Linked DNA regions of Homo sapiens: region 2 is linked to region 1. A link is an interaction called in ENCODE POLR2A ChIA-PET data of the cell type or tissue named here. Cell type or tissue: Panc1. All regions are shown on one strand. Links, peaks and the distances in the headings refer to the core of each region. The heading gives the core; the rest is flanking DNA.

Region 1 (2,823 bases), core at 153-2,652:
GTCAAAAGGATTTCTCCCAGTTCTTCTCAGGCAGACACAATGGGACTTGGCATTCTTTGTGCAAAGCCTGGCGGTTGCATGAAGAATTTTCTCCTGAAATGCTCCTCTATGCAATTTACTCTTGGTTCAAGTCGATGCTTGTGATGCTGGGTCATTCTTTTGGTTTGAGGAGGATGTAGTGTATTCATTCAACAAATATTTATTGAGCACCTACTATATCTGAGGTACCATGTGGATGGCTAAGAATACAGTAGTGAATAAAACAGTGTCTGTTCTCATGGAGCTTACTTTCTAGTGGAGAAAAGCCTGAGTTCAAATCCTGACTCAATCAGTTATCAGCTTGGTGAGTTACTTAACCTTGGGTAAGTTAACCTGTCTGTCCCTTTGGTTTCCATATCTGTAAAATGGGATGACAAAATTGTACTTACCCCGTAAGACTGTCATGAGGATTAAATTGAGGCCACACATGTAAAGAGCTTACAACAATGAATGCTTTGTAGCAAGGACTTCATATAAACAATTACATGTCAAAGTGAGTGAATGAGCTTTAGTTGTCCAAAGATGGAAGAACAATGAAAACATTCATATGGAATTCTCATGGGTCTGGAATAAGCATTTAAGCAAGGCCTTCTACTGAATATGGCTATCAGGTGTGGAGTTCAAAATGTGTGAAAAACCAAGAGACCCAGAAACCCTCATTTAAGCAAACAGCCTTTGAAACAGAAGCCTGACTTTAGCTATCACATTCATATTCTTATGCCAAGAGAGATCCTGCATAGAATTAGTAGGTAATATTAAAACTTTGGTTTCTTTTAGGGAGGGAGATGTTACCCTTGTCCCAGTGGAAGACTTGTCATGTGAATTTGCTGGTAGCCTCCCTGGGGTTGTGAGACATTGACACCACATTATACTTTGCATGGGGAAGAGTGATTTGCTAACTCAGTTTTTATATGATATCCTGAGAAATCTGTGATTTCTCATCCTGCTGTCAACGTGCATTAGACTGTTGGAGCTGAACTGTCACTCCACCACCTTTCAGCTCAATTTCTTTATCTGTAAAACAAAAGAAGCTGAAAGAGTGACCTTCGGTTAAAGCCATAGGACCCTAGGAACCAGTCCTTCATAAATTTATGTCCACATAGCTGAGATACCTGCAATATTGCATCCCAGATATCAAAGCACACATATCTCACTTTAAGTTGATGCTTACTCATACCTGGAGTAGATGCTGATGGGTGTTGGTTCTGTTATGTCTATAGACATGATGCTCTTTAAATAGAAAGGCATTTGTTCATCCCAGATGCTTCAGTTTGTATGGTCTTCTCCCTTGAGATTTCCAAATATGGTTCTGGAGGAAATGGGTACATATTCTTTCTTTTTGGAGCAAAGGCTTTTTGGAACAAGGGCCATGTTGCTGATGAAAATGTTATATTGGGTCTCATGGCAATTCCTTTATTGCTTTCTTGACCCTGTGTCATTCAGGGAGTGTCAAAAACCACATGGTGCTTCTGAGACCTACAATTTTTGCATTTAGTTCTCTGATTTAGCTGACAGATGTTAAAACACAGATATAGCCAGATAACTCCCCAGTGACAACACAGATGCAAAAACTGAAAAGTGCAGTTACTCCAGCTTGGGGAGGGATTATATTGGATATTCAAAATTTTCCCTACTGAAGCCCTTACATTTTTCATGTGTTTCTGTTAGGCTAATGTGGCTTAGGTTAGAGGAAACTGAGTCTCTTTCCTTCTGGTTGATTCAATCATTCATATCCTCAAGAAAATGTGCCAATCTGGAGCTCAGGAGATCCTGAGAATATTAACAATAACAGCAGGCTCAAGTCTCTTTTATGGCTGGCAGGGCTCTGACAGAACAACTTTGGGTCTGAAGAGAAATAAAACAAAAAAGATCTGAGATCTGGAGGGAAATTTCATTGGGACTTACCCAGTCATTTTATGGATTAGGAAATACGAGGCCTACAGTGACTTTCTCGGGGTCACAGATAGGAGTAACAGAACCAGGGCTAGATCTAGGTCTCCTAACTTGCAATTGAGTCTTTCCCCATTGGTTCCTGGCCTCTCGTGTGTCCCCTGCATCTCCCTGAGGTTTACCCTTGAGATTGGTGTTGGGGACTGTGACACATGGTGGAGGCTGCAGTAGGGCCTCTGGCTCTCTCCAGTCTTGGGCGTGCCTCATCTCAGCCCATTGCCTTTGGGGAAATGCTAGCCACAAACATAGTGAGTTAAATTCTTGGACTATCAGATATAGCTCAGACTTTCAAGATGATAAATAAAGAAACTGAGGTTCAAAGAGGGAATGTGACTCGCTCAGCAATTCAGAAAATCAATTAACAAATAATTATGGAGCACTTAGGATGTGCCGGGCCTGTGGAAACTGCTGGTGGGTGGGTGGGTAGGTGGGGGCGGGGGGCGGCATTTGACTAAGAATAAGACAGACAGGTTCTTACCCTGGAAGAATTTACCATCCAGGAACAAGAGAGCAAACAGCCACAAGTGGGAGGAATATTTAGAAGCGAGGAGTCCCCTTGGAGAACTTGACCTGGTCTGACAATCAGGAGCAGACTCGAATCTTCTGTTCCCTCTGTCGAGATGCCTCGTCTCTCTAGGTCTTGCTGACTTGAATGTGTGTGGAGAGTTCAAAGCCAGGAAAGGATATGTTTGAGGTAACCTGCTTTCCTACCCTATTTAGATTTTAGGTTAATTTTAAAAATGTTTCCCTTTTGTATAAGATTATTTTGATGCTTTTAGACCCTATCATTACCCTATTATTTATTACACTGAAGAATCTATTTAAATATTGGCC
Region 2 (2,823 bases), core at 79-2,578, 1.1 Mb before region 1:
AAAGATGGGAAATACAAAAGTGTATATGTGTAGGTATTTGTTGTTTTGCTTTCTCCCATTGTGTAAATTAATGGTTTATTATAAAGAGCTTATTACTAATTTTGCTCTACTTTTCCTTCTTCACGCTTTTATTCTGAATCTTTAAGTTGGCTAATGATAGTGATTTCAATGTAAATGGTCCAAATGTAGCTTGGTACACATTTCTGTCTACCTTCCTTCAGAATAATCACTTTTATTGGCCACATTCAGCTTTTTTTTTCCCAGTAGGCTCCCTAATAGATGGTTCAGTATTCACGTATTCTTAATGCATTAAATATAAGTTGTAGTATGTAGAACCCATGACCAAAAATGGACAATTCATGATTGTAAACTCATAAAGTATGACATTGCTCCTCTAAGGACTGGATTTAATTCTTACATGTACAAGCTCATGTCCTGTTGTAAAATGAATTTAGTAGCACTGTTATTTATTTGCATGTTAGTATGTTTATAGTCATATTTTGAAAACTTACGTATTTCTTTCCTTGGTTTAAAAGTATATTACACACAGCCAGGCACGGTGGCTCACGCCTGTAATCCCAGCACTTTGGGAGGCTGAGGCGGGTGGATCACCTGAGTTCAGCAGTTCGAGACCAGCCTGGCCAACACGGTGAAACCCCGTCTTTACTAAAAATATAAAAATTAGCCAGGGGTGGTGGCACATGCCTGTAGTCCCAGCTACTTAGGACGCTGAGGCAGGAGAATCGCTTGAACCTGGCAGGTGGCAGTTGCAGTGAGCCAAGATCGCGTCATTGCACTCCAGCCTGAGTGACAGAGTGAGACTCCATCTCAAGAAAAAAATAAAAGTATATTACGCACCACGAAGCCTTAGAAAGATTCAGTAGCTAAAGTTGTGACATTTATGATTGACAGTTTTGAAATAAATTATTCTGTCCATATTCATATAGAAGTTGATTATTCTAATAAAAAAGGGTAATGTTAATGGTTAGTTATTATTTAAGCACCAAGAAGACTGTAAAGGTGATGGTTAATCATTTGAATGATCACAATTAGCACAGAACACTGGCTCCATCAGCCTTGTTGCTATCTTTTTTCAAAACATAGCTGGCAAGGAGAAGAAAGGAAAGTGAAACTGCTCCGGTGCCTCTCATCTAGTTACATAAGGTTATAAAAATTTCCTGTTTCCTCTCTATTGAGATTTCCTTGTGTTCTATTCATTTTTCTTAAGAGAGACAAGTAAACCTAAGGGGTAAGTAGGGGATAAAGGACTATCAACATAAAGGTTTCTTACTATGTTAATGACTGTTTTTTAGTTATATATGGCTGCTTACTAAGAGGAATGCTTTATTTCCATTTGCAGCCTGACCAGGGAGCACGAGGGGGGCATTAGTCATCTCCCATATCCTACAGGAATTAAGGTCTCTAAGGATGCTACTGCAACTGCCCAGTTCATTAAAATGTACTTTCAGCCTTGAAACATATTTATTTTTCATCATATTTACTGGCCTTGATTTGAGAAATAGAGTAGCTGGGAGGTAAGGGGTGGGGAATGGAAAGAAGTCCATAAAGTGGAGAGGAGAGAGACTTGGTGGAAGGAAATGAAATAGGGAATCGTGATTTTAAGTTTAAAAAAAAAAAAAGTAGGGAATAGGCTGGTTTGCGGCTACATACCCAAATAATATTCTGTTGTGTATATATACCACATTTTCTTTATCCCATTCATCCATTGATGGACACTTAGGTTGATCTATATTTTTGCTCTTGTCAATAGTGCTGCAGTAAATGTGGGAAAAGCACATCTCTTCAATATACTGATTTTTCCCCTATTTGGAAAAATACCCAGTAGTGGGATTGCTCATTTGTATGATATTTCTATTTTTAATTTTTTGAGAAATCTCCACACTTGTATCCATATTGGTTGTACTAATTAACATTCCACCAACAGTGTATAAGGGCTTTTTTTCTCTGCATCCTCACCAGCATCTGTTATTTTTTTGTCTTTGTAATAGTAGCCATTCTAACTAGGGTAAAATGATCTCATTGTAATTTTGATTTGGATTTCCCTGACTAATGATGTAGAGTATTTTTTCATATACCTGTTGGCCATTTGTATGTCTTTGGAGAAATGTCTATTCATGTCCTTTGTCCACTTTTAATGGGATTATTTGTGTTTTTCCTGTTGAGTTGAATTCCTTGTATATTCTGGATATTAGTCTTTTGTTAGATGAATAGTTTGCAAATACTCTCTCCCTTTCTGAGGGTTGTGTCTTCACTGTGTTGGTTGTTTCCTCTGCTGTGCAAAAGTTTTAGTTTATTTCTCTATTTTTCTTTTTTTTGTTGTTGCCTGTGCTTTGGGGGTCTTAGCATAAAATCTTTGCTTAAACCAGTGTCCTGAAGTGTTTCTTCTATATTTTCTTCCAGGATTTCATAGTTTCAGGTCTTAAACATTTAAGTCTGTAAGCCTTCTTGTGTTTATTTTTATGTAAGATGAGAGATACAGTCCAGTTTCATTCTTCTGCAGGTGGATATCCAATTTTCCTAGCAGCATTTATTGAGAAGGGTATCCTTTCCCCAGTGTATGTTCTTGGCACCATTGTTAAAAAGTCATTTGGCTATAAATTTATTTCTGGCTTCTCTATTGTGTTCCTTAGTTCTTGTGTCTATTTTTATACCAATGCCATGCTGTTTTGATTACTATAGTCTTGCAGTATATTTTGAAGTCAGGTAGAGTGATGCCTCCAGCTTTGTTCTTTTTACTTAGGATTGCGTTGGCTATTCAGGCTATTTTTTGGTTCCATAGACATTTTTGGATCACTTTTTATA

The links. Peaks named below come from ENCODE experiments on the same cell type or tissue, not always from the same donor. Only the 100,000 strongest peaks of a DNase experiment are listed, where the experiment ranks them.
Region 2: POLR2A ChIA-PET joins it to region 1 with 13 read pairs; 1 of 35 experiments calls an interaction of 5 or more read pairs at or near these places.

What each region holds. Positions count from the first base shown.
Region 1 is chr13:50,225,416-50,228,238 of GRCh38, forward strand. All of the region lies in intron 2 of DLEU1 (deleted in lymphocytic leukemia 1), which reads left to right. It overlaps LOC124900337 (a long non-coding RNA gene), which reads left to right. Exons shown (of 2, transcript XR_007063796.1): 2 at 2,490-2,823. Among named protein-coding and RNA genes, the nearest start is that of DLEU2, 100 kb to the left of the region's middle. In Panc1, for the core only: no CTCF peak of the experiment used is centred there; no DNase peak of the experiment used is centred there; H3K27ac peaks cover 2,336 bases.
Region 2 is chr13:49,145,907-49,148,729 of GRCh38, forward strand. It overlaps FNDC3A (fibronectin type III domain containing 3A), which reads left to right. Exons shown (of 26, transcript NM_001079673.2): 8 at 1-29. Among named protein-coding and RNA genes, the nearest start is that of MLNR, 73 kb to the right of the region's middle. In Panc1, for the core only: no CTCF peak of the experiment used is centred there; a DNase peak (open chromatin) is centred at 1,305.